Regions from separate parts of the Homo sapiens genome. Here region 2 is linked to region 1. Evidence: read pairs that join two places in POLR2A ChIA-PET (ENCODE). Cell type or tissue: A673. All regions are shown on one strand. Links, peaks and the distances in the headings refer to the core of each region. The heading gives the core; the rest is flanking DNA.

Region 1 (13,696 bases), core at 6,132-11,131:
AAAAGCACAGTATTAGGGTGGGAGTGACCCGATTTTCCAGGTGCCGTCTGTCACCCCTTTCTTTGACTAGGAAAGGGAACTCCCTGACCCCTTGCACTTCCCGAGTGAGGCAATGCCTCGCCGTGCTTCAGCTCGCGCACGGTGTGCTGCACCCACTGTCCTGCACCCACTTTCTGGCACTCCCTAGTGAGATGAACCTGGTACCTCAGATGGAAATGCAGAAATCACCCATCTTCTGCGTCGCTCACACTGGGAGCTGTAGACCGGAGCTGTTCCTATTCAGCCATCTTGGCTCCACCTCCCATTCTTTTTCATTTTTTAAGAGATGGGGTCTTGTTTTTGCCCAGGCTGGTCTTGACCTCCTGAGCTCAAACAATCCCTGCTCCTCAGCCTCCCAAGTAAAATTCGTTTTATTCTTAACCTTGCATCTGTGGGCTTTTTATTTAAAAAGCCCATTGCAATTATAGATATTGTTGGTTTATCTGTTTTACATATTTAAAACCTAACTTTAAATAGAATCAATATGAAATAATAATTGGGGAGCTCCAGCTTATCAAAAAGTATAGCAATATAGAAGAACCTAAACAAAATTTTGGAATGTGCTTTTTAAGAATGTGATTTTATCAAAGTTAGGAAACTTAAAACTCTAAAACTTTTGCATTCTCCATTTTAAGCAGTTCACACTTAGAGGTAGCTTAAGGACTTCTTTCTTTCATTTTTTTTTTTTTTTTTTGTTACAGGGTCTCACTCTGTCACTCAGGCTGGAGTGCAGTGGCTCTCACTGCACTGTACAGTCTCAGCTCACTGCAACCTCTGTCCCCTGTGCTCAAGTGATCCTCCAACCTCAGCCTCCCCAGTAGCTGGGAGAAACAGGTGCATGCCAACACACCCGGCTATTTTTTCGTGTGTTTTTAGTAGAGACGGGGTTTTGCCATGTTGCCCAGCTTGGTCTCGAACTCCTGAGCTGAAGCAATCTGCTCACCTTGGTCTCACAGAGTGCTGAGATTACAGGCATGACCACTGTGTCCGACTTCCCTTGTGAACGACTTTTTAATTAGCTACTCTTTATTGGGTACCTCCTTTGTATGAGGCCTTGAACATTTTCTCATATAATCTTCACAGCTTCCCTATGAGGCATAGATAGTATTATTTCTGTTAGGCCAACATGGATACCAAAGCTCAGAGGAACTGCTTGTTCAAAGACATCTGGCAAGGGAAGGCAGAGCTGGGATTAAAAACTAGGGTTTGAACTCATATCTTCCCAACCTCAAAGCCTACACCTTCTTCAGCAGCCATCATAGCCCTAATGAAAAAAAAAAGGCCACCACCTTTTGCACCATTTATTTATTCATTTGAGCATTAATTCATTTATTCATTCATTCAGTTAGTCAGTCAGTGCTACTTGAATGCTTATTATGGGCCAGGCATGTGCCAATATTAAAATGATGAGCCATGAAAAGGGCATCATCTCAGCTTCCACAAAGTTGAGAACCTTGTTCCCTCCAGGTTAGTTGCTTTTTCAGTATTTACAGATGAGGATTAGCTCCCTGCAAACACAGATAAGAATGTAGAGTGAGGGAAAAAAATGTTTTTAATATAGGAGATGAACATTTTATGAATATTTCCATGTGAAAGAACATTAAAATTGATTACTAGGCATAGGTTATGTGTTTGACTAGATTCCTTAATGACTTCAAGATGAATGAAGCACAGAAATTAATTAGTGGCTGAAACTCATGAAATCCCTGGTGGGGAAGATATAGCTGATCGGATTTTTACATGGAGTTGAAGCAAATGATAGAAATTGAGTTCCTGTTAGGAAGGACCAAGCATTTAAGACCTTGCTTAATGATATTTCTGGAGTGCTAGCAGCCTGTACGCTCTGGGCAACACTGCCAGATTCCTGAGTAAAGGTACCAACCTCACAAGCTATCAACTACAAATGACAGAACCCATGATGTATGTCAGGACTTCAGTGCCCAGAGGGACCAGTAGGCTGCATACCCAGTTACAGAGGGCCAGGACTATTAACAGGTAAGAATAGTCTTCATTGCTACATACACACAGTGTATTTTCTCCTATTGTTAGATCTTTCATTTTCCCCCTTGCAATAGAAACGTAGATATAGGGAACTTCACTTTCACCTTTACCATAAGAAAAACAATAGCCAGAGAGCAATAATGAATGGCCGATGTTCCACCTCAGTCTAGGGGGGCAGTATAAAGTGGCAGGGCCTGTGGGACCCTGGAAATAACATGACTTACCTAATGGGGCAGCTGCGACTCAGTTCCCGCTTATAGTTGCCATGCAAGAGGGTCCAGTTGTGTCAGATATTTCTATTTTTAAAGAGAAGCCAGAAATCTGGATGTTTCTGTAAAATCCTCAGATATTTACATATTGGCAACCAATTTAAAATTAAAACAACAACAAAAGTCTTGGGCCAACCTTTTAAATAGGTGACCAACCATTCAGGTTTTCCTGGGACTGAGGGGTTACCTGGGACATGGGTCTTTCAGTGCTAAAACAAGGAGAGTCCAGGCCAAACTGGAATGGTTGGTCCTCCTAGAATGTGGAGGACAAACAAAACATCTATATGGGCCAAATAAAGTCTGCAGGTGGTCAGCCTGTGACCTCTGAGGAATAGGACAGCAAACCAGAATAGGATTGACATAGACATATTTTCTTTTCTTTATTTCATTTTATTTTTTTTCAGTTGGAGTTTCACTCTTGTCGCTCAGGCTGGAGTGCAATGGTGCAATCTCGGCTCACTGTAACCTCCTCCTCCCGGGTTCAAGTGATTCTCCTGTCTCAGCCTCCCAAGTAGCTGGGATTACAAGGGTGTGCCACCACACCTGGCTAATTTTTGTATTTTTAGTAGAGATAGGGTTTCACCATGTTGGCCAGGCTGGTCTCGAACTCCTGACCTCAGGTGATCCATCTGCCTCGGCCTCCCAAAGTGTTGGGATTACAGGTGTGAGCCACCGTGCCTGGCCACACCGACATACTTTCTTTCTTTTTTTTTTTTTTTTTTGAGATGGAGTCTTGCTCCCACATAGACATATTTTCAAAGGAATGGAAAAATATTTGATTATGAGAGACTACATATACATGGACAAAAGCACTACCAATGTACTCACTTCCACTGTCCCCATAGTCCATATCTGATAGCCACAGCTAGATTACAAACAATTGGAATGAACTGGTAACAATGCTATAAGGTTGGCTTTTTTTTTTTTTTTCAGCTGAACTTCGACCAAGGAACACACAGGGGAGAGAGCCTTTCTTTGAAGAGTGGGAGGTAAACAGAAGCAGAGGCTAAAAAGAACAGGCCGAGTGCTCTTAAAGGTTGCACACAATCTAAGGAAATGTTGGAAAGTTATATGGAATTGTCTTGAACCAGAATTTTTTAATGTACTTAAGTTTTGTAGCTGAGGTTAAGGGTTAATTTTTCACCAGCTTTGCTTTAAAAACACAAAAAACAAAACCCAGATTTTGTGTCCATAGAATATTACTATGAGAAGGGACCTTAATCACTGTGGCAGAAGAGTTCAAACTGGCCTGTTCAGAATTGTGTAGGAGGGCACCAATAGAGTGATAAGGGAAGGTGACAGCATCTTTAAGATGCATTTCCAGCAAAAAAATGTTTCATGGGACAAAGAAAAATGATCACTAAAATCTAAATCCAACAGAAGTTATTTCATACTCTGCTTTTTGTTTATGAAATCAAATGATAATAAACTACTGAATGCTCACATTGCTGAAACTCGATGCAAATTATGTCCTTTCACTGAAGGACAGTGGAATTGAAAAAGGAAAATTCATTATCAAAAAGGCTACTAGATAGTATCTGAGCCATTTCATTTGGTCGATGCACATTTAAAAAATACCTATTACTTGCAAAACATAGCCAAAATGTTAAAAACAACCTTTCCAACCATAGTTATCCATTGACACATACTTGGCTTTATTCTTCATTTTCAACAGCATCTCTTTTTCATAACAGAATTCTCCTTGAAGTTAGAGAATAAACTCTGTAGTGAGGCTATGCTCCAGGCACATAAGGAGCAAGTAAATGCAAGGCTGACTCTTATCTTATTACACCAGCATGCTGCACCAGCCAGAGAACTTACTGGTCATATTAACAGTCACAAAGAGGTATTATTAAGGTCCAAAGACTCACCAGTTTCTTGTCTGAATAATGAGAATCTTCTTTCATTTACCTTGCTTTCTTTGGGGCCAAACATGGTTCATCTTTGACACCTGTTTGTGTAAATTCCTAGGAATCTCAACAGAGTAGGATAGAGGCAATGGCCCAATAGTGTAAATAGCATGAATGTCATACTCACAAACCACAGAGGCCAACCCAGGTTCCTTGCAAACTCTGAGAGGCTCCTAGAGACTGGAGATCAATGGAAGCTGTCTTTATTATGGGTAGAAAGCATGTAGGTGTAAGGCACTTAAATACAAGCTTGGTGAATAGCTCAGGATCAGAATGATCTGATATGAGGTGCCAGCACCTAACAATGAGTTTATGGTTAAAAAAGCACACCCACACTGCCCCAGCACTTGCCATTCCCCTTCTGATTAGATCCAGGAAGGCTGCAGGAAGGGAGGGATGTGTTAATTCTTTTTTTGAGACATGATCTCACTATGTTGCCCAGGCTGGAGTGCAGTGGCTATTCACAGGCATGATCATTGCACACTACAGCCCAGAACTCTTAGGCTCAAGCAGTCCTTCTGCCTCAGCCTCCTGAGTAGCTGGGACTGCAGGGTGCATACCAGTGAACCTAGCTCTAAGGGTGTGTTAATTCTTGAACCCATTTTGGGGGTTGCTGACACTGGAAAATGAGCCAACAAAACATGATTATAAAACATTGTTTTGGTGTTCAGACTAGACTCCCTGCTAGGACAAATCTCTGAGGGGCTGTTTTGGGCCCTTTATCTCAGAAATTAGTCTTAGGAATTTTGTTATTGTGTATGTGAATATGTGTGTTTAAAGTTAAAGCTCCAAACATTTATGATCTCATAAGTTCTGAGGGTCAGGAATCTGGGGGCAGCTTAGCTGGGTGGTTTTGGCCCAGGGTCTTTCATGAGGTTGCAGTCAAAGTGTCAGTCGGTGCTTCATTGTCTGAAAGCTTGACAGGGGCTCTAGGGTCCGCTCTAAGACAGTGCATCTTTGGCTCAAGCTGGCTCATTCATATGGCTATTGGCTGGAGGCCTCAGCTTCTTCCATCTTGCCATCAACCTATCTGTGTGGTTGCTTGAGTGTCTTCATGGCAAGGCAACTAGCTTCCCTCAAAGTGAACAACCTAAGAGAGAAGGGAGGACTGCAATTAACATGGCTTTTTAAATTGCATTTTTGAGATTTACAGCATCTTGGTATCACTAAGTTGCTTCATGGCTTCATGCCCCTGGCAGCCAATATAGTATTGGGGGTGATATGGACTTTCCAAGGGTTACTCACTTGCTTTCAAAGGAAGCAAATGAGTCTGCATTGGAAGATGTGAGAGGTGGGTGATGATGTGGGCACCGCAACTAGGAGAAGCCTCCTAAATAAATGACCGTCATTCATTGCCTAATAAAGTTATAATTGTCTAACTTCTGGAAGAGAAGGATTTGACCAAATATTTAGTCCAAACCTCCCATTTTACAGATACCAGTTGAAGACATGAGAGATGAAATTCTACATAAATACCTTGGAGTATTTGTATTTAAAAGAGTCATCCTCTTTAATTAACGTCTCTTTGTAGGTAGGTTGTTATAGCACAGTATAGATAAGCAATCTCTGGACTTTCCAAGGTCATTATGAACAAAGACAAGATAGTGGCTGGCCATGAAGAAACTGTATATCTGATTCTCAGCCACCTTTGAGTCATGTGAATCTGAATGCAGAAAAAGAATCAAGATCATAACACTAAGTCTCCCACACATTACTGGGATAATAAGTAGTTGGAAAGTTGTAAAGAAAGTTTCTTCTTCTAGGCCTCAAAGCTTTTAGAAACAATGCAGGTTGAGTACTCCTTATTCTAAATGCTTGAGACCAGAAGTGTTTTGAATTCCTGATTTTTTTCAGATTTTAGGATATTTGCATTATACCAATTGAACATCCAAAATCTGAAAATCTGGAATCTGAAATGCTCCAAGGCTCCAAGGAGCATTTCCTTTGAGCATTATGTTGGCACTCAATAAGTTTTGGATTTTGGAGCATTTCAGATTTTGGATTTTCAGATTTAGGATGCTCAACCTGTAATTGAAAATATTGGGTAACTTGCTTAACCTTGCTAAGACCCATTTCTTTTTCTGTAAAATCAGGCTGATGATGGAAACCTTATTGAATTCTGATAATCAGAAATAAGCTATCCTATGTAGGTGTCCAATAAATGGTGGCTGATTTTATTATTACTATTACAATTATATTTTTTATTCAAGGCTTTAGGCTCATAAGCAATATGTGGTTATTCCTACCTAAGAGAACATTTATCCCTTTAGTTCTCAAAATTACATTGGGGTATCTGATCTGTGTTGGTAGCAGGAGTAGGAGATTCTCCAGGTCACTGTAGCCTTGTGAGGTAGTGTTTCTCCTGAGACCACCTGGAGCAGAATTACCTAGTTATTGGTTAAAAATGCAAAGTCTTAGATCCTGCCACAGATCAACTGAGTGTATAAAAAATCGAAGTCTGAATCTATATTTTTAACAAACTATCCAAATGATTCTTATGCCCACTAAAGTTTGAAAACCTCTACATAAGGTGTTTTGGAGCCCTTATGAGGCTCACAGAGGACAAGCTAGATAAATTGATCTTAACCAGAAGTTTCTATATTTTAAAAACTTATGCATCCCCATCAATAAAATATTTTGTGTAATGTAATCCTAATGTTTATATATTTCCTTATACATTTATTTTAAAATTACATACAAGTACCACTATGCTAATATATACATTATAAAACAAAATAGAAATTTTAAAAAGATGAGATAAAAATTCAATGTAGAAATTTTAATATTTTCTTTCCACGTTCCAGTGGATCGTATGATATATCCCTTGGAATTTGTACTCCCTACACCAGAGACCACTGGTCTTAATCAGAAGTGGGCACTATGGTTGTGTTCATTCAATCACTTATTAAGCAAACATTATAGAATTCCTTCCAAATGCTGGGCTTGTCCTAGGCTCCAAGGCCTCACTGTGGTGATCATCTCCTTCCATCATGCTGAAGTGCTGATAGCATCATCACATCATCAGGTGTAAACCCTTTGTTCTTGCTAAGTTCTGTTGGTAGGAAGGTTCAGGTTGCCTCCTCCAGGCAGTAGGAGCAGTGCTGCATCTAGTTCAAGGCTATATTCAAGGTCAAACTATAACTTAACAGAATATTTGGGTTGGGGGGAAAGTCCAAGACAGTCTTGGTATGTCACTAAGGACCTACACAATGAGGTTACAATAGATAAGTGGCCCTCACTGAACAGCCCAGAGCACCATCTTTGGGAAGGTTATGTGGCCCTGTGGAAAGAATGCTGGACTTGGTCTTGGAGGATCTGCATGTGGGTCTGGCTTCATTTCTTACTCTGTGAACTTCTGTAAATTGCTTACCCTCATTGAGTGTCTGTTTGCTGTTTTGTAGAACAAGAATGATAACATCTTTTTGCTATCATAATCAAACTCTCCTCATCTTTGATAATCACATTGAATTCCAGGTTTAATCAATCAATGAGTTTGATTATAATAGCAAACATCTTTTTGCTATCATAGTCAAACTCTCCTCATCTTTGATAATGATAGCATTGAATTCCAGGTTTAATCAATCAGCTGTCAATCACTATGGATTTATTGAACGCCTGATGGATGTTCCAAAGCATCATCAGGTAAGTACAATTCCACTTTTCCTGATTTTGCTAGAAATCAAGTTCTTATTATCCTGAAATCAACTGCTCACCTTCCATCTGTCACCTCTCCACTGCCACAAAGGTTAAGGGATGTGACTTCAAAGCCTGGCTTTGCCATTTTGTCATTTAATTTCCTTAAGCCTTTGTTACCTTATCTGTAAAAAGAGGATAATGATATTTACCCCTGAAATTAGTGAGAATTAAATGAGATAAATCATGTAAAATGCTTGGTACAATTGAAACATAGTAAAAATTGAATATATTATTACTTAAATGGAAAATATGGTGAGGTTCTTTTTCAACATTTTGGCAAATGCGAACTGAAACCTGATACATCTGTTTAGACCTAGATTTCACTTGGGGATTCTAAAGAACCAAGTGATTTGACCTTATATCTATTCTTTTTTAAATTTTTTTGAGACAGGGTCTTGCTCTGTTGCCCAGGCTGGAGTACAGTGGTGTGAACGTGCCTCACTGCAGCATTGATCTCCCAGGCTCAGGTGATTCTCCTGCCTCAGCCTCCTGAGTCCCTGGGATTACAGGGGCGTGCCACCACACCTGGCTACTTTTTTGTATTTTTTGTAGAGACAGGGTTTTGCCATGTTACCCAGGCTGGTCTCGAACTCCTAGGCTCAAGCAATCCACCCACCTTGGCCTTCCAAAGTAATGAGAATACAGGCGTGAGACCTTTTATCTTTTATCTGACTAACTTTCTTATATTGGTCATTAAGAATAAAGTTCAAAGATAGATTTTCTTAAAAAAATTTAGTTAGGGAATTAATAATGACTTGCTTGGCAGAATGAAGTTTTTGGCTGTGTTTGAGATTGGTCTATATTTAAGAACTGCCCCCCAAATTAAGACTAAATATTTACTAGACATAAGAATAAATGGAAAAGATCTTGCTAATGTAATAAAATGTGATAATGAAGCCATGAGTTGGTAGTTTATATGTGCCACAACAAAGCTTTGATCCTGACTTTTAAATTATATAACACGAATCTTACCCTAATATTTAATAACAATGGATTTATTCTTGTTACACAAGCTATTGACGTAGCTTAAATTACTCACTTAGTGATGCGTGATGTAATAAACTGGCATTTCCTTCATCCTGAATTTTACAAGGAGGATTTGATTATATAGGCACATTTTAGCTGATCATAACTTACCTTCATAATAGGTCCACAGCTAAAAAAAAAAAAAAAAAAAAAAAAGACCAAAAGGCTGACCAGTATTTGTTTCGGAGTGAATTTGCATGCCATTTTCCTTAAATATCCTAAGTACAAACCTAATCTTTAAAACAAGGGCTCTCTTCTGTTGCCTGAGTTTGAAGCTAATCTTTGTTCTAATTTCTCTTTGTATCTTGTTGTGCTTTCCTAGCATTGTAGACTCATAGTGGCATACAGCATTAGAACGGGAAAGAAACTTAGAGATCTAATTCACCTCTATGACCCAGGCATGTTAGTTGATCATTTTCATCAACCTCGGAGGGGAGAATACACTCAAGGTCATGATTTGCAGCTCTGCTTATGGTTTATTTCTCCCAGCAAATAGTATTTGTTCAATTTCTCTGACTCCCGATTTAATTTTTTTTGTTCAGATGTATAAAAGTGTGGTAAAATCAGATTAACCTGAAACACTGTGTGCAGTTCTTTCCCTAGAACAAGACTTGATACGTGAGTGGAAACTGGTATTTCCAGTTCTCATCAATGAGGTGTGGCAAATTGTGCCATGATCTGCTATTGGAACTGGTTATATTCATCCCATGGTTGTATATTTTTAGTATTATGACTCTTCAAAATTGAGTATAAAATTGTCTACAATTTTAGTGAATATTCACATTCAGAAATCTTTTTTTTTGTATTTAGATGGAGTTTAGCTCTTGTTGCCCAGGCTGGAGTGCAGTGGCACGATCTCGGCTCACTGCAACCTCCGCCTCCCGGGTTCAAATGATTCTTCTGCCTCAGCCTTCCGAGTAGCTGGGACTACAGGGGCGTGCCACCACACATGGCTAATTTTTTATTTTTAGTAGAGACAGGGTTTCATCATGTTGGCCAGGATGGTCTTGATCTCTTGACCTCATGATCCACCTGCCTCGGCCTCCCAAAGTGCTGGGATTACAGGCGTGAGCCACCACACCTGGCCTAGAAATCATATTTAAGGCACATACTATTTCTCCTTTTTTCCACAGTATGATTTAGATTAAATGTTTCTTACTGAATTAATTACACTAGAGAACCCTAACCAAATTGAGGATTTTTTTATATTGTAAAAGGATTTTTGAAAGTCTAAGATCTTGATTAATAAATTAGATTCTGAGACTCAGAACTCATTATTGAACTTTAATTGAGGAAGGCCTTTAGAAATGCTAATCTGATATCCTGGGAGTTGTAAATATTGTATAGTAATAGCATATTTCATATTATTAAACAGACGACACTATTTAGCAAAAATAAAAGTCAATAATTTAGCAAATAAAAGGCAAAGTAGATGTATGAGTGTAGCATCAGAATAATGTAAAATGGATTCCCAGAACTATCTGTGTTTACAGAGAAAAATTGTATAATGGGGATATGGATGTACCAGAAGAATGCAGCCTAGATGTTCCAATTTCAGGGTACATAATTGTGAACAAAGAAATAAGCCCAGGCTGGGTGCGGGGGCTCACGCCTGTAATCCCAGCACTTTGGGAGGTCGAGGCGGGCGGATCACCTGAGTTCAGGAGTTTGAGACCAGCCTGATTAGTATGGCGGAACCCCGTCTCCACTAAAAATGCAAAAAAAACAAAAAAAACAAAAAAACAATTAGCCGTGTGTAGTGGTGGGCGCCTGTAATCCCAGCTACTTGGGAGGCTGAGGCAGGAGAATCGCTTGAACCCGGGAGGCGGAGGTTGCAGTGAGCCGAGATCATGCCATTGCACTCCAAACTGGGCAACAAAGCGAGACTCTGTCTCAAAAAAACAAAAACAAAAACAAAAAACACAGAAATAAGTCCAGACCCAGTGCATTATTATATATTATTAAGCAGTAGGAAGTGTGAAGAATCTTTGATTTCTAGAACTATGTAGTTTGTACCTACTTTCTTACTTCCTTAGTCACTATACTTGTTTCAACTACCAATCAACTGAAACTGCTTTCAGAGAGGTCACCAATGAATTACAATTTGCCAAACTTTCTTCTGCAAGGAAAAAATTTGACATTGAGTACTTCCTCCTGAAAATTCACTTCTTATAAATTCATATAATTTGTACTGTACTTTATAATCTCTAGCGTCCATGGTGTTGCCACTGAATAGTTTTCTGCTATTCTTATTCTTCCTTCACCCATACCATAATTAATTATTGATATCCAATATTCCATACTTGGTCCTTTTTTCTATTAATGCTACCAGAAGTTATGAACATACAATATGCATCAAATCACACATGCCCACAGCAGACGTTGTTAATTGATTTTGACAATTTTCTCTCAATCCTGATTCTATCCTAGAATTCTAAAACATGCTTCAGGCAGCCATCAAATGATCAGAGTTTGCACATCAAAAGAAACATTTTCTCTACTCCTGTTTTACATAACTATCTTGGAAGATCTCATCTGTACTCTTGACTTTAAATTCCAAAAAGCCTACGGCTTATTTATTAGTGTATCCAACTCCTCTCATAGGGCCTAGAGAACATGGTTTGCATTGGATAAATATTTGCAGAATGAAAGCTAAAATGTTAGATTAGCTAACAATATCTAAGTATATTTTGTCATACCTTAAAAACTGAGTGCAATAAAAATTGTAACATAATGTTCACAGAGAATATAGAAAACAGTGATGTTACGATCAGTTATGTACATTTTGAAAAATGTTGTTTCTGAACAAAAATTGCTTTCTTGACAATACTTCAAAATTATTGTCGAATAAATAAACTTATGTTCTGTTCAATAATAAGAAACATCCAAGGGAGCTGTGGAGCTTGGATTAGGGATTTGAGGACTTGGTATCAGACTAGTCCAATGGGTTATTTTGCCTCAAAGTAGTAAATTCCAATCCAATGACCAGTGAAAATAAAATGTGCTGTTTATTCCTAGCCAAGGTTAAAGTAGTAACATATAATTTGCACTGTACTTTGTAAACTTTTGAAAGAATTATAAATCTTTCATAATTGAAGTTACAGCCTATTACTTTTCTCTGAAAATTAATAAAGTAAATAAGTCTCTAAAATGTTTACTACAATGATACTTCCAGTAAAACATGTTTATATACATAGAATAAAGTGTTACAAAATTTGAGCCTGGTTTTTATCCTTTATTGTCTCATTTTTTAGGTTATTATGCAATAGGAAAGTATTTTCCACTTTGGTAATATTGCCTAAACTTTATTTATATAGCACCTTTACCATTTTTTCCTATATTCTTAAAAATGCACAATATTACCCAGCATATAGCACCAAATAAATGTTTGTTGGCTCTTATTTCCCCCCAAAATAATAAAATAAATGCTACCTATGATAATTATATGTTATCAAAGATACTTGGCTTAAGCTGAGGGTGAGAAGTCTATGTATTTCAAGGCATCTAATAATGTGGTAGTTCCCAAGGGCCTGGTTTGAAGTTCCAGAGGTCCAAAGTGTGACCAACCAACTCATACTGCATTTAAAACTAGTGAGCATTCAATTCCAGAGTGTAACAAGAAAGTATTAATAGCAGCACAGAAATGGGGTAGAAGAGCCAAGGACAGGAAGGCCCAGGTCATTTATAATGTATTAATACTTTAGGCAAACTTTTTTTTTTTGGTAGAAATGGGGTCTAGCTATGTTTCCCAGGCTGGTCTTGAACCTGTCCTCAAGTGATCCTCCCACCTTAGCTTCCCAAAGTGCTGGGATTTAGTCATGAGCCACAGCGCCCAGCCAGGCAAATTTTTTCTGTAAAAGATTACTTGGTAAATATTTTGGGTTTTGTGGACTATCAAGTTTCCATTGCAACTACTCAGCTCTGCTGTTGTAGTGCAAAAGCAGCCATAGACAATACATAAATAAATGGATGTGGCTGTGTTCCAATAAAACTTTATTTATAAAAATAAGCAGTAGCCTGGATTTGTCTCAGGGGCCATAGTTTTCAGATCCCGACTCCAGTGGTGTAGTTTTGGTGCTCAATTAGTTTTCGTAACTCTACAGACAGTCTTTTCGTCTTATTTTATTGTTTTATTCTCCAGTTTTATTGATTGATTGAGATGGTGTTTCATTGAATTTATGTTCTTTTAATGTTTTATGATAAAACACACACACAGGGAATTTTCCTCAGGTTGTGATTTCTTCCAGATTGGGTTTTTAATTTGCTTTTTTGTATGTCATATTCCTTTCTTATGTGCTTGTGTGTGTAGTGTTTGCCACTGTTGTATCATTAATTTTTGTCATGCTCATTTTTTTTGGTCTTTTTTTTAGAAACAAAGTCTCAAGGCTGGAGTGCAGTGGCATGATCATAGCTCACTGCAGCCTCGAACTCTTGGGCTTAAGCAATCCCCCCACCTTAGCCTCCCGAGTACATCATGGTCATTTTTTTTTCTTCTTGAGACAGGGTCTCAGTCTATCGCCTAGGCTGGAGTGCAGTGGTGCCATTAACACTCACTGCAGCCTCCACCTCCTGGGTTCAAGCAATCCGCTCAGCTCAGCCTCTTGAGTAGCTGGGACTACAGGTGTGTGCCACCATGCCTGAATAATTTTTGTATTTTTTGTAGAGATGGGGTCTCCATTTGTCACCCAGGCTGGTCTTGAACTCCTGAGTCCAAGCAATCCACCTGCCTCAGCCTCTGAAAGTACTGAGAAAACA
Region 2 (16,388 bases), core at 8,387-13,386, 100 kb before region 1:
GTTTTTTGTGAAATTATTTGCCAATATTTAGAGTACACAGTATCTTCCATATTTGTCTCTGGTGTGCTCCACAACTTAAAATTTTCAAATAAGCTGCCAAAAGAGAGAGGGTTTTTTGGTTTCACTGGTTCATACTAGATATGGGGCCAATTGTGGAAGATGAAAGGTGACACCATTTCCCTGTGACTCAGAGGTGAAAACAGAAGAATGATTTAACTTGCATATAGATGACTCCCTTTGGGAATATGAAGGACAGTTAATGTTTAAGACAATTATTTAAATTGTCTGAATTTGATAATCTTTGTTTTTGTTTTTTTTAAAGCATTAGTTGTAAACAAGGAAACTGTTGATGTGCCACACCATATTTATTGCAATAAGGAGATGTGAAATAATGAGAAGTGTATCTGTGCCCTGATATGGTTAGGTTTTGTGTCCCCACCCAAATCTCATCTTGAATTGTAATCCCTATAATCCCTACGTTTGGAGGGAGAGACCAGGTGAAGGTAATTGAATCATGAGAGCAGTTTCCCCCATGCTGTTCTCATGGTAGAGAGTTCTCATTGAAATCTGATGGTTTTATAAGATGCTCTTCCCACTTCACTCAGCACTTCTCATTCCTGCTGCCTTGCAAAGAAGGTGCCTTGCTTCCCCTTCCTCCATGATTGTAAGTTTCCTGAGGCCTCCCCAGCCATGCTTAACTGTGAGTCAGCTAAACCTCTTTCCTTTATAAATTACCCAGTTTTGGGCAGTTCTTTATAGCAGTATGAAAACGGACTAATGACAGTCGCTGACTCTGGTTCCTGAGACAGAGCTCCTAAAACCCTAGATAGGACTTCTGGGATAATCTTTTGTTCTAATCTTTGGTCTTTAACCTGGTTTCCTGACACAGAGCTCCTAAATCTCTTGGAATTTCCTAGGTGATAGGAGCATCGTTTGCTCTAATGAGGCAACTCTTGGTGGGCTCCTGGATGGGGGCTGGTCACCAGAAGGACCCAGCCATGATTAGAAGCTTAACACATTCAGCTCTACCCCCTATCCTCTCAGAAGGGGAGAGGGGCTCCAGGTTGAGTTAATAATCCATCATGCCTACAGGATGAAGCCTCCTCCATAAAAATCCCTGAACTGGCAGTAGCTGCCAAACTGGAATAGGAGAAGCTGGGCCTGGAGGAGCTGAGAGAGTTCTTGCCACTGTTGGTGTTGGCGAGTGGCAGGGAGCCAGGACTTGAGGGTTGGGGTGTGTTGTGATGCCAGAGCTGGCGGTGCAGAAGGTGGTGGTCTACCCCCTGTTGCTTCTCAGTGTGGTGGATCACTTCAGCTAATTTGGTGAGGTTGGAAACCAGAAGCATGTTGGTGTGCTATTGGGGTCATGGCAAAAGAAAATACTTGATATGTCCAAGAGTTTTCAGTCCCTTTTTATGATGATGACTAAGTCCTTTTTTATGAAGATGACAAAGATGATCTGATTTTTAGACCAAGATTATTTGGAAAACATTTATGGATTGTTTAAGAAGGTAAATAAATGCCAGAGAAAGAATATTTGGGTGGCACCACACAGGCCATAAACTTTACAAGAATGCCATTGCCATCAATGAAGTAATGAAATGATGCTGCCCTAACTCTTGTTTTGGTCATTATTGATGTGAAACCCAAGGACCTGAGCCTGCCCACAGAAGCATATATTGTGGAAGAAGTTACAGAAACATATACAGTGGAAGAAGTTCATGTTGATAGAACTACAACCACAAAAACATTTGAGCATGTGACTGTGAAACTGGAGCAGAGGAAGCTGAGGAAGTCAGAGTCAAACACTTGTTATGAGACATCAAAGACACTACCGTGGGTACTCTTTCCTAGCAGATTATTAACCAGGTCTATGCATGGCTTGAAGGGTAAAAGTAGCGACAGGCAAGCTACCCATAAACCATCAGATCATCTGCCTGCTGTAGGATGTCTTCAACCTGCTGCCAGATGTCAGCCCTGATGAGTTTGTCAAGGCCTTTCACCTGAAGACCGACCACCAAATGGAGGTGATATACTTGGCCTTGCTGATCTGTTTTTGGTTGCCCTGCACAGCCTCATCAACAACAAGATTGCTAACCAGGGTGCAGAGAAGAAAGACGGACAGGAAAAGAAGAGAACAAAAAGGATAGAAAAGGAGACAGAGAGAAAGACAAAGAAAACATAAACAGTGATGAAAGAAGAGAAAAAGGAGAAAAAGTAAAACATGTAGCTTTTAAAATTTGTAAATTAACCTAATAAACTAAATCAGTGTGCTGCTAGAAGGTTCTTGCTTGCTTTTAGTGCTTTTTGAAAAGCTGTTCTATTGACAACCCTCTGCTTCTGGCCACCCTTGCTGTGGCATTACATGGAAGCAAATGGATAGAGGGACTGATCTTGTACCTAATACTGCAGTTTCAATTGCTGTGAGTTGAGGATGTAATAGTCAGCTCTGGCTTCAGATTGTGTGAGAAAAATTAAGAGAAGTCAACATAACATTTTTGGTACTCATTCTTTACCTGTAAAACCAGGAGTTGAGTTTTTCCCCACCGTAAAAGACTCTTGGGGTCTATTTCTGGTAATTTACAAAATTGCTGAACAGAGTGCATGAATTCCACCCATTCTCTGCCTTTTAACACTTTTGAGTTCTGACCCTTTTGAACTCTGTTGAGAAAAACCACACCACATTTTGGATCTACGTGTAGTTCTGGCATTCTTAGGGCTTGGGATCCAGCTTTATATTTTGTTTACCTTCGAAGACACAATTAAATGGTTTGGTTAAAAAAAAAAAATCCCTGAACTACCAGGTTCAGAGAGCTTCCAGGTTGCTGGACCCATGTAGCTTCTTGGGGGGCGGCACACACAGAGAAGGCATGGAAGCTCCAGCCCCTTCCAACATATGCTTGGTAATATCAAGTATTTTATAAAAAATGAGTAAAACATAAATATTTCCCTGAGTTCTGTGAGCTGTCCTAGCAGACTACACCTGAGGAGGGAGTTGTTGTGGGAACCCTCCTGATTTATAAGCCAGTTGGTCAGAAGTAGAGGTGACAAACTGTTACTTGTAGTTGTTGTCTGAAGTGGGGGGCAGTCTTGTTTGATGAGCCCGCAACCTGTGGGAGTTGACTCTGACTCCAGATAGTGTCAGAATTGAATTGAATTATAGTACACCGAGTCGGTGTTCACTGGAGAATTGCGTGCTGTGTGGAGAAAACCCCACACACATCTGGGGTCAGAATTGTTGAGTGGAGTATATGAGAGTATAGTAGGAAACCCCACAACCTCCAGGTCGACCAACTACCTATAAATTGGGGGTTCCCATGACTCCCTCTTCAGGTTCAATTAATTTGCTAGAGTGGCTCATAGTACTCAGGGAAACATTTTACTTATATTTACCCATTTATTATGAAGGATAAATTAAAGGATACAAATGAACAGGTAGATGAAGAGGAGATACATAGAGTGAGGTTCAGGAAAGTCCCAAACAGGAGCCTCTGTCCCCATGGAGTTGGGTATGCCACCCTCCTGGCATATGGATACAATTAAGTAGCTCAAGAACATAAAACTGATGGGTTCTAATAAAGCAAGGAATTAAGATTTTAGATTAAAGTAGCTTTGATGAAAAGTGAATTCCATAAGACACAGAAGAACCTTGGTGCTTATATCTGCAATTCAGCTGGTGTTTTCTCTTCTCCAGTTTTTAGACTCTTTGAAGTAGCTTTTGCTCTTGCCAGTAGAGTGTCTGAGCACTGCTTACCCTGAGCAGATGAGGAGTTTGCTCCAAATCCAGGATGGTAAATTAAGGAGATTATCAAACATTACCAAACAAATATCTTGTGCAGTATCTTCTATCTTTATGAGAAATTAGGTACAGCATTTAATTCACTTTTTTTTCTGTCTTGTAAGTTCTTGATAAAGTGTTTTGACATGTTTGTTAGGCAAGTATGTAAGGTTTTTGTTTGTTTGTTTGTTTGTTCCTTTATGAGATAATAAACTAGTTTGTGACATCAGCCTCAAAGTACCTGACTGTATGAGACGGATACCAAACCAAACTGTTTTTCTTGCTCTGAAACTCATCACAACACACTTCTGACACCAGGCAATCAGATGCACCCCATCTCCGATGTATACATGTGACCTTTGTATCTCTCTTTTTTCACTTAGCATAATGTTTTTGAGGTTTATCCACATTTTAGCATATATCAATACTTCATTCCTTTTCGTGGCTGAATAAGATTCCATCACACACACACATATATACACACCACATTTTGTTTATTCATTCATCTCTTGATGGACATTTGGGTTCTTTCCACTTTTTGACTGTTATAAGTAGTATTGCTCTTTGTGTATAAATATTTGAATTCTTATAATTATTTTCCATTTTGGGGGTCATATACCTAGGAGTAGAATTCCTGGGTGAGATTCTAATTCTCAGAAGCTACACTATTTTACATTTCCACTAACAATATACAACAGTTCCAACTTCTCTTCATCTTGGACAACACTTGTTATTTTCCCTTTTTTGGTTTTGGTTAGTTATTGCCATCCTGATGAGTATGAAATTGTATCTCATTGTGATTTCAATTTGTATTTCTCTAATATTAATTAGGGAAGAGGTTGAACTTCTTTTCATGTGCTATTTGGCCATTTGTATATCTTCTGGAGAAATGTCTATTCAAGCCCTTTGCTCATTTTTAGTGGGTTGGCTTTCTTTCTGTTATTAGAATTCTTTATGAGGAATTTGGCCTCAGGCCAAAATCTTACGTGATGTTTGAGCCCACTATAGACAATTACAAGGCTTTATCTGACAAACTCAATGGCGGAAGCTGCTTTCCCCATACCTAAGGAAATGTTGACCTAAAAGGAAGAGTTGAGGCACAAAATATAATTTAAAGAGTTTACTTGAGCCAGAGTGAAGACAGCTGCCCCTGGTGTGTGTTAAAGTTGCCTTGGGGAGTGTACCCTCAGCCCTTGTTACAAGCAAATTTTTAAAGGGAGAGAGAACAAGGAGTGGGCTAATACAAAGTTATTTGACAGGAATTCTCAATAGTTGACAGATATATCATTGTTCAGTGATTGGCTATACATTTTTGAATTAGAGGGTATGAGTTAGGGTGTCCAGCATATGGCAGTTGTGGCTTCTTCTTGTCAGTTAGCCTAGAGCCCACATAGCAAGTGTCTTCAAGAGATAATTATTTAGCTCAAGGGGGAGTGATGTGACTGCTGTTTCATTCCAGTGCCTCTCTGGACCTGATAATTTAAACAGGCTTGCATTCCTCAGATAAGTGTCTTTTTTTTTTTTTTCCATGCCAGTGTATGCTGTTTTCTGGAGGTACTTACTGGCAGTGACTGAGACTCCCTGCAGCCACACTCACACACAGCTGTATTCCTAGCTCAGGTGACTCTGTTTGGAGGCCTTCTTATGAGGAGATGGGGGAGTTGGCTGAGGCACTTCCCAGGTACCTCCACTGAGGCTTCCTTTTGGAGGCTTTGACTAAGGTATTTCTGTCTTATCTGACTCAGTACTTTTCTGCTTCTAGCCCTTCCTCCTCTTCCTCCCCGTGGGCCCCTGGGTTCATGAAGATGCAGAGAGGCAGCAGCCTTCTTCAGGGCTTCTCAGCAGTGAGACAGTGTGCCCCACCCCGACAACCCAGCAGTGCATATTTATCTCACCCTTTCCTAGGGAAGTAATGAAACACTGGAGAACTAGCACCTCTCATTTTGCCCCTTGCTTATACTGTGGCAAGAAGTGAATAAAAACTTGATGGTTACTTTTAATTTGCCTTGTCCTTATTAACCACATCAACACCTGGCGGTTCAACATGTTATATATTCTGGATATTAGACCCTTATCAGATACATAATTTGCACATATTTTCTCCCACTCTGTAAGTTGTCTTCACTTTTTGGTAGTATCCTTTGGTGCACAAAAGTTTTTAATTTTGATTATTTATGTATTTTTTTCTTGCATTGCCCATGCTTTTAAGACTACCTAAGAATCCATTGCCAAACCTAAGGTTATGAAGATTTATCCCAGTGTTTTCTTCTAACATTTTTATAGTTTTAGCTCTTACAGTTAGGCCATTGATCCATTTTGAGTTAATTTTTGTATATGATGTAAGGTAAGGGGTCCAGCTTCATTCATGCATTCATCCATCCATATACATGTATGTGGATATCAGGTTTTCCTAATAGTATTATTGTTGAAGAGACCATTCTTTCTCCATTGAATGGTCTTAGCATCCTTGATGAAAATCAGTTGACCATATATGTGAGGGTTTACTTCAGAACTTTTAGTTCTGATTCATTGGATGTCTGTCTGTCTGCTCATACCAAACTATTTTGGTAATAGTTGCTTTGTAGTGAGTTTTGAAATTGACAAGTGTAAGTCCTCTAACATTTTCCTTTTTCAAGGTTTTGTTATTTGGGATGCCTTGCAATTCTATCTGAATTTTAGGATCAGCTTTTCTGTTTCTACAAAAAAGGTTGTTGGGATTTTGATAGAAATTGCATTGACAATGTAGATCAGTTTGGGGAGTATTACCATCTTACTAAATATTACAGTCCATTAACATAGGATGCTTTTTCTCTTATTTAGATATTCTTTAATTTCCTTCAGCAGTGGTTTTTGTTTTTGTTTTTGAGACAGAGTCTCACTCTGTCGCCCAGACTGGATTGCAGTGGCGCGATCTCGGCTCACTGCAACCTCTGCCTCTTGGGTTCAAGCAATTTTCCTGCCTTAGCCTCCTGAGTAGCTGGGATTACAGGTGCACGCCACCAGGCCCGGCTAATTTTTGTATGTTTTTAGTAGAGACGGGGTTTCACCATGTTGGCCAGGCTGGTCTCGAACTCCTGACCTTGTGATCTGCCCGCCTCAGCCTCCCAAAGTGCTGGGATTACAGGCATGAGCCACCGCATATGGGCAGTGTACAGGTCTTATACCTCTTTGATTAAATTGATTCCCGAGTATTTTATTATTTTTGATGCTATCATAAGTGGAATTATTTCCTTTTCTGCTTGTTCATTGCTAATGTATAGAAATACAATTGATTTTGTGTGTTGATCTTTTACATTGCAACTTTGCTGAATTAGTTTATTAGATCTAGCAGTTATTTTGTGACTTCTTTAGGATCTACAAATAGAAATTATTCTGTTTCTTTGTTTCCAGTTTGGATCTCTTTTATTTCTTATTCATGCCTAATTGCTCTGGCTAGAACTTCTAGTACAATGTTGAATAGTACAAAGTTGTACAAAGTTGTACAAAATGGTACAAAGTTGAATAGTGAAAGAAGCCTTCCTTATCGTGTTCTTGATCTGAGGAGGAAAGCATTCATTCTTTTACCGTTGATGTTAGCTATTATATACTGCTTTTATATTTGTATTTTATATATTACATTGTATTTCATTTTTCTTTTATTTGACGTACACATTGCAAATGTAGAAATTTGCAATAGAAAATTCAGAAAAATAGAAAAATTCAGAGGGTTGTAAAACACATATCCATTATAGACCTCATTCTTGGATTTTGGAAAAATTGCATCCAGCACTGGAATTAGATCATGTAAATTCACTAGTACCATGCCACTTTGACCAAATTGGTTATGCGAAAGGAATCACAAAACTGTGTGGAATTATTTTTAAATTGTATGATAAAATTTCTAGTTATTTTGACCCGAGATTTGGTCAAAGCAAATTTGATACCATTAATAGGAAAATCTAGAGAAATAGTGGCTGTTATTTTGCAGAATCTCATGAATCGCAGAACCAGAAGCAACCTCCAGTTTTGAGCTCTGTTCTCGAAAGGATCAGGAATTGGAATAATTCCTCTTGGAAAAAAAGAAATAGGGACATAAAATATTTGTACTATCAGAGGAAGAAGGGAAAGAGAGTTTTTGTTTTATTTTAGGCAGACTCAGGTCAGATAGATGGTTTTTATAGGCCCAATATAAAGGAAGAACTATCTAGCAGTGAACTGCGTCTTACAATAGTGAGTGTCCCATCACCAGGAGGGAAAAGCTGAGGTCAGATGACTCACTGGAGATGCTGCAGAAGACAAGCAGAGGTGTTAAGGTGCCCCTGCAGCCAATATTCTGTCATTCTACAGATTAACCACCAGGTAAAGGAACTTAAGAATGCCTATCACCATGATCTAATAAAAAGTATAGGCCAAGCAGACACTATGAAAAACAGCCAATACTTTTCTCAGCCAGTGATGACGGAACTTGCTACAGGAAGCAAAATCTGTAGGTGATAATCCATTGTCCAGAATACTAACTCACGTGAATTAAGAAACAAATGCCACTAGGAGGAAAAGAGAAGATAGAGCTCATTTCTTAATTACAAGGGGTGAGAGGAAGAAAAACATAAGACACAGAAATAGATTCAAAAGTCTAGTTACTGAAGGATATTTTTTTCACATGTGGAATAAATAAGGACAGGAATAGGGGCCTACCCTTTTAGTTTGTTTCGTTTTTAAGTTTGTAAGAAAACATTTATATCTCTGCTATTTTGAATCCCTTAAGAGTGTTTCAAAATCATTTTTTTGAGTAGTTGTGAAGAATTGGCAGCACCATAGCCCTATTTTTAAACTTTAAATGTAGAAAATGAGATTAGGGTTACACAAAGCCAAAAGTCAGATTTAAATTTTTTTTATTATTATTTTTAGGGAGCAGGTCACACTGTATTGCTTAGGCTGCTCTCAAACTCCTGGCCTTCATGATCCTGCTGCCTCAGCCTTCTGAGTTGCTAGGATTACAGATGTGAGCCACCCAAAAGTCAGGCTTTAATCAGTCTCAGAGAAACCACACATTGTCAAGAAGTGACATTATTCCAAATATGGTACATTTACTTTATTATTATTTACTTCGGTGTTGTCACTACTCCTTGTCCTGTCCCGAGTTCTGATTGTCCCCTCAGTTCTTCTTCCTTTGTACTCTCCATCAAGAGATCTGTCATGTGGGAGGGGCAGTGGGAGAGGTAGCTAGTGGTTCTCTCCAACACCATGAATATGGCAGAGCTATCTCAGAAGCCAAGGAAGTAATGACAGTGTAACTGTTAAAATAAAAATGACTGCCAGTTTTGAATACTTAACATGCCAGATGCTATACTAGATGTTGGGTGCTCTTTGTGAACTTACATAGACCATCTCCCAGTAGATTAAAAGAGTTATTTACGGGATTGAATTCTTTGACACTTTGAATTCTAGATGCTAGATATAATGGATTGGTGTCCTACAATTTGGGATTCCACAATTTGTAGTCTCATGTTAGCTTTTGAGAGCCTGGCTGGCTTTGCCTGAAGTAAAATTGTGAAGTAGATATGGCACATATTAAGCACTCCCTGCTTCCCCACCCTTGGTTTAAGGTTACTAACATTCCTTTGGTAACTGCTAGGTAACTTGTCTCAGCAATATTTCTAAGAATTGAAACTCTGTCAACTTCCTTACCCCTCTCAAGTATCTGTTCCTTTCAGGAGGTACATCCTCTTAATATCCTCCAGTCTGCCTCTTCTTTACTCTCAAGCCAAATAAGAGAAAAATAAAAATATAATGGACTAATACTGGGATTTGAAATACATTCTTTGATATTTGAGGTAAAATACCATCAATTATGATTAGCACAAACAAATAACATAGGAAGATAAAAGCACTTAGTTGCACAAATTCTTACATAGCCAACATGAAGACAACCTTGGTGTGATTCCTAGAATTCTGGAATTAGGGCTTCTTCCGTGGTGGACCTGCCACCAACAGGCAAAGCTGGATGCCTAACATAGCCTTTTATATAATGGGCTTGGTTGAACAATCTAGTTCTACCTTACTCTCTGAAGGACCTCTCTTAGTAGGAAATGGGCTTATGTTAAGATGTTTTAATCCAAGGGGTAAGCCACACAGTTGGAATAGAATTTTTAATATATCCAAAGGAAATGAAATCAGTATGTCAAAAAGATATCTGCACTCCAATGTTCATTGCAGCACCATTTACAATAGCCAAGATACAGAATCAACCTAAATGTCTATCAGTGAACGAATGGATAAAGAGAATGTGGGATATATACACAGTGGAATACTATTCACTCTTAAAAAAAGAAGAAAATCCTGTCATCTGGAACAACATGGATGAACCTAAAAGACATTAATAAACCAGGCACAGAAAGACAGATACCCACATGTTCTCACTGATATGTGGAATCTAAAAAAGTATGAGTAGAAAATAAAATGGTGGTTACCAGGGGCTAGGAGGATGGGGGGCTTTGAGGAGATGGTGGTGAAAGGACACAAAATTTCAGATAGGAGAAATAAGTTCAGAGATCTATTGTACAACATGGTGACTTTAGTTAATGACAATGTATTGTATTTTGAAAATCACTAAGAAAGTAGAGTTTGGCTAGATGCACTGGCTCATGCCTGCAATCCCAACACTTTTGGAGGCTAACATGGGAGAATTGCTTGAGCCCAGGAATGAGACCAGACAGGGCAACATAGTGAGACCCTGTCTCTACCAAAAAAAAAAGCAAAACAAAACAAAACAAAATTAGATGTGGTGGTGTGTACCAGTGATCCCAGCTACTTGGGAGGCTAAGGTTAGAGGATCACTTGAGCCCAGGAGGTTGAGGCTATGGTGAGCTGTGATTGCACCACTGTACTCCAGCCTGGACAACAGGAGTGAGACCCTGTCTTTTAAAAATAATAACTAAGGCTGGGCGTGGTGGCTCATGCATGTAATCCTAGCACTTTGGGAGGCCATGGTAGGAGGATCACTTGAGCCCAAGAGTTCGAGGCCAGCCTGGGCAAGATGCTGAGACTCTATCTCTAAAAAAAGTTTTTTTTTAAATAGTAATTTTAAAAATGTAGATTTTACATGTCCTCGCCACAAAAATAAGTGTGTGGAATAATGCATATGTTATTTAGCTTGATTGAGCCATTCTACAATATATACCTAGTTCAGAATATCATGTTATACATAATATATATATATTTTTTATTTGTCAATTAAAATGTAAAATAAAATGAAAAAGAATTTTTATTTCTCTGACTAGCTGTCTTGCAATGATTTAATATTTCTTTTTCTCCTAGGGAAAAGTTAACCATTGGATGCCGCCAGCTGGTTGAGATGGAATATACCATGCAGCAGTGCAATGCATCTGTTTATATGGAGGCCAAAAACAGGGGATGGTGTGAAGACATGCTCAACTATAGGATATAAGTACTGATTTGTAACTTTAAAGGAATTGCATTTGTCCTTAAGAATAACAGAGTAGTTTTCAATCTGGTCACTCTTTTGGGCCAAACCCAAGAGAATTTTAAGAAATGTTTCATAGGTATAAAAAGGTGATCGCCTATTACTGACAGTCTCATTGTAGCTCTAAAAAGCCTAATGTATCCACTGTGGAATAAACTCCATAGACTCAACTCTTCTGGAGTTCACAATGCCTCCCTACCTCTATTCTTGATAGTGAGCCAGTATCTCTAAGGAAAGGAGAGCCGTATTTTTAGTCATCCTAGGGCAGGAGCCACTGTGGCATCTGAGGAAGACCCAGGGTACAGTATTAGCATTTCTTTCAACCCTAAGTATGGGCATGTGACCAGAGACACTGCCAAACCCTAAGAAATCATTAGGGCATGATCATGCTCACCATATTTCACAAATGAAATCTTAATGTGGGCTGTTTTTTATGATCAAACTGTCATCCATGTTGACCTGATGAAAATAACACCCTCCTTCACCTCCCTCAGGGTAATGAAAGTAGAAATTTGACTGAAGCTCCTACTTCCTTATACAGCCTTTCCTTCTGTGGGCTTGTCACTTTTCAGTACATTTCTAGTGGGGAAGAGCAGGGCGACCCCTCTGCTGGGTTTCTCCTTAAATGTGAAGCAAAATAAATTTATATAATGGAATTTGGTGGCAGTGACTGATGTTTGTCTCTAGCTAAAACCAACTGTTTAGTTGACTTTTTAGTTATAGGATAAGTTGGAAGTCCTTGTTTACTGGAATATATTATGCTTTTGTTAACACATTAGATTAAATAGAATTTGGTATTCTATTATAAATGTTTATTTTTTAAAGCAATAAATAACTTATTTTTGGTAAGATTTGGCTTTTTACTTCCAAATTGTTTCTGATATGTACATAAGGTATGATTATAAAAGTGACTGTCTGCAATAAAAGAGAACTTGTTCAGGATATTCACTAGTTGGTGTAGAACCTGTTAAGCTTTGGGTTTGCCAGATTAGGGAACCACACCACCAGCCGCACAGATGGGGCTCAAAGTGCTGTCAGAGATTATGAGCTTCTGGGCAAATGGGGAAGCTTTAAGAGGGCATCTCTGCTCTCTGCCTCTTTCCTTTTCTTTCCTGAGAAGCCAAATAAATATACATTCATCTGTTGCCTGCTGACCCCCATGAAAAGAAGTTTTTTCAGACCCTTATCCTTCAACTTCTAGTTGTTATTGTTGGGTTTTTGTTTTTCCTTGTTCTGGTAACTCCTCTTTTTTTTTTTTTTATCGCTTTAATATAGGTTAATCCTTTCCTTAAAATTTCTTTTCAGTCTTATCACATATTTACCCTTATGCCTACTTCAGTCTTATATAAAAAACTTTTTCAATATTATTGAGATGTGAAGATGTCCTTTTTTAACTTTCTAGTCTTTTTTATTCAAAAACATTGTTTTAAAATTTTTGTTTTAGCTTTTATTTCTTCCATTTGAAATCATTTGAAATGTCAGGTCTTGCTTTTTTTTGTTTGTTTTTCCCTCTCCCTTCTTTGTTGCTTTTTTTTTTTTTTTATGATCGTAAACTTTATTACTTTTCTATTTGTTGTCCTAATCATGTAATGCAGGGGTTGAGAGTTCCTTTACTGTTTTGCAACTTCCTTTTTTTTTTTTTTTTTTTGAGGCAGAGTCTCACTCTGTCACCCAGGCTGGAGCGTAGTGGCTCGATCTCGGCTCACTGCAACCTCCGCCTCTTGGATTCAAGCAGTTCTCATACCTCAGCTTCCCAAGTAGCTGGGATTACAGGCATGTACCAGTATGCCTGGCTAATTTTTTTTTTGTATTTTTAGTAGACACAGGATCTCACCATGTTTGCCAAGCTGGTTTTGAACTCCTGACCTCAAGTTATCCACCTGCCTTGGCCTCCCAAAGTGCTGGGATTACAGGCATGAGCCACTACACTTGGCCTTTGAAACTTACTTTTACAAAAGATAGTTCATTTCTCTCCTGGGAAGACCAGCGAACATCCTCTGGTTTGGAGGGCCTCCAGCTCTCTCCATATTCTGAGCCAAGGAAAAGCTGGCTAAAGAATTGAAGTCTGTTGTGTCCCCACAGGGTCCTCTTGTTAAAACCTGCAGTGGTCAATTGTGACTGCACAGACTAGAACTTCACAGATGGGTTAATCCCACTTTCACATTGTGGATCTTTGACTGTCACATGAAAGACCAGGTGACACAAGACACATCTGAAGCTCTATTTCCTTGCTATTTTGAACATTATTTTAAGGGAGAACGAAAGTCCTTTCATTGTCAGTCCAGGTTTATTTAGATGGTGTCTTGGTCAGCTTTCAGAGCCTAGGTCACATTGTTCATATTCTTGACTTTTTGCTCTCTTAGCTAGCATGACAGGTTGGGATGAATTTCCCTCTTTCCTCAAAGTCTGGTGACTGCATCCAGTCTCTAAGGATGTGATGCTACCCATGGCCCTTTTCTGACTTCGAGATTGGACAGGCCAGTCACACTTCTATTTATTGGGTATATATAAAACCCACTCCAGTGAACAGAACTGAGCCCCATGAAGGCAGGAACTACACTGTGTGTAGTGTCTCATAGTTGTGGTTAGTTAATATTTTTGACAAATTGACCTGCAGGCTCACCTACTCTAAAACAAAAGACATACTTTACCTTTGCCTACCAAAGTTTGACTTGAAAGCTTTTAAGTTTGTCTGGTCTGTCAGGTGAAAAGCCACTCAGTAAAGTCAAACAGATACACCTCTTAGATCTTGGAATATGGCCCACAGAAATGGATTCTTCTGGAGCCAGAGTACCTCAAGATGTTGGCTTTCCTGAGGGTTTTAGTATTATATATACTTGTATTTTTAAAAATCCATCTCTGTATTCATGGAATTCTTTAATATCTTTGGCTGTTGTTAAAAGCAAGAATTGGCCACCCTGAGGGTTTGTAGACTAGTTTTGGCCTGTGACAGGAATCCTTTTTAATTCTAGCTTTGTTTATGAACTAGATGTAGTTTGTCTCAAATTAATTCTCGATGTTGAAAACACTGAGGACAGATTCTTGAGCAGAATTACCAGTTATAAGCCTGGAAGGTGAGGTGGTGGACACCCAAATCCGAGCTACTAGCTTGGTTCAGTCTTCTTAAAGCACAAACCATTTTCAACATCCTATTCTTTATTTCTAATGAGGTAAAATATGGACATGTTCTAGCCCTTCTTCTAAGCTTGATATTTTAAAGGTTTGGTACCACTTTGGTTAAGCTAGAAAAACAAAACTTTTTTTCCTTCGTAAGTGTAGAGTTCTGTGAGTTCTGTCAAACATGTAATCAATCAATCATCAGCAGTCAAGATATTGAAGTCACACCACCCCTAAAAATTCCCTCATGTCCCTTTGTAATTAACTCCCATTCCCAGCTCAGGAGGCCATTGATGTGTTTGCCTTCCCTGTAGTTTTTCCTATTCCTGAATGCTATATAAATGGAGACTGTTTTTTTAAGAGACAGGGTCTTGCTATGTTGCCCAAGTGCAGTGGCTGTTCAGACATTATAGCATACTACAGCCTTGAACTCCTGGGCTCAGGCAATCCTCTCACCTCAGCCTCCTGAGTAGCTGGGACTACAAGTGCATGCCACTATGCCCAGCTAATGGAGGCTTTTGAGTCTGGCTTTTTATTTAGCATGATGCTTGAGACTTATCCATATTATCAGTAGTTCATTATTTTATTCCCAAGAAGTATTGCATTGCCATGGATGTACAAATTTATTCATTCACCAGGTGGAAGGCTACTTCACTGAATTCAGTTTTTGGTGATTATGAATAAAGTTGCTATATTCACATACAGGTTTGTGTGAATATGTTCCTTCACTTGGGTAAATACCTACGAATGGGATTGCTTTGTCACAGATTATTAGAAAATGGATGGATTGTTTTTTAAACTGCCTGTGCACCTTTGCAGTTCCTCCAGCAATGTATGAGAGTTCAAGTTGCTCTGCATCGTAAGCAGAATTTGGTATATTCAGTTTCAATAGGTGTATGCCATTTTGGTTTTAATTTACATTTTCTTAATGATTTATGATAGTATTTTCCTGTGTTCTTATGGCATCAACTTCTTTTGCAAAGTGTCTTCAAATATTTTACCCATTTAAAAATCGTTTTAACAGATCTCATCTTATTACCTTGCTGGACATTTCATCTCAGTAGTTTCATTACTCCAAGTTAGGTCTTTCTGTGTGCCTTTTTTTTCTGGCTAAAATTATGTTACTTCCTTTGGTCATCCTGAGCAAGTGTGTGGCCTCTATTCAGATATATGCCTCTGTTAAAGGCATTCCACACAGATCCAGCATAATGATTGAGTTTTGCTTCTCACCTTTGTTCTCTCCACCCAGTAAGGTGTGGAGCTGTTAATAAAGTTCATTATTTTATTGGCCAAGATTATTGATGCTCATAGGTTGAAGAACCCATGACATTCACATGAGTTTGTATGTTCCTGTTTATAAACTCTACTTGTTCAAAGTGTCATTAATATTCTTGAGAAACTGGCAGTTTTATTATGAAGGATATCTGCAATTCATAGCAATTACTCCTTTTTAACCTAGAGACACTGATTTAACTTAATAAAACCTGTTTATAGGATGAAACTTGTAGCTCAGTCTTACCAAGGATTTAAGGATTCATATATGAGTGTTTTTCTTTCTCCTTTACACCTAGTTAATTAACCTTGTATCTTATGTCTCACTTGCTGACTCTTCAGACCTTTTTTTTTTGGAACAAAAAGCAGCTGCGTGTAAATTACGACAGCAACTGAATTTTCCATGAATCATATTCACTTTTCTGAAGGCAACTCTGCATGCAGTTACAGAAATGTCCTACTGGGGCTCCTCCTTTGCCTACTTCAATTTTAAGAATTCTGAGGTCAGGAGAGGTAATAGGGCACACACCTAATTTGTTAATTAAGCAAGGATTCTAATGATATATCACATACTCAAATCCTGGATTTTCCCTAAAATATGATTATTATATTGGGAATTTGAAAACATGTTGAGCAGTGGTAAAGTACATGACACACTAGAAGCCAAAAATCAGAACCCTACATTTAAAGTTCATAATAAAAGATCCACCCGAGTATAACCAATAATATTTGGTTTAGATATTTTATAGCTTTTCTACC

What was found. Peaks named below come from ENCODE experiments on the same cell type or tissue, not always from the same donor. Only the 100,000 strongest peaks of a DNase experiment are listed, where the experiment ranks them.
Region 2: POLR2A ChIA-PET joins it to region 1 with 10 read pairs; 2 of 35 experiments call an interaction of 5 or more read pairs at or near these places.

What each region holds. Positions count from the first base shown.
Region 1 is chr1:185,384,438-185,398,133 of GRCh38, forward strand. No RefSeq gene overlaps it. Among named protein-coding and RNA genes, the nearest start is that of CBSLR, 74 kb to the left of the region's middle. In A673, for the core only: no CTCF peak of the experiment used is centred there; no DNase peak of the experiment used is centred there.
Region 2 is chr1:185,279,600-185,295,987 of GRCh38, forward strand. SWT1 (SWT1 RNA endoribonuclease homolog) reads left to right here. Exons shown (of 19, transcript NM_017673.7): 19 at 11,075-12,182. The coding sequence ends at 11,204. LOC105371651 (a long non-coding RNA gene) reads right to left here and starts at 11,075. Exons shown (of 3, transcript XR_922360.3): 1 at 3,755-11,075. It also overlaps the pseudogene PSMD7P4. In A673, for the core only: no CTCF peak of the experiment used is centred there; no DNase peak of the experiment used is centred there; H3K27ac peaks cover 442 bases.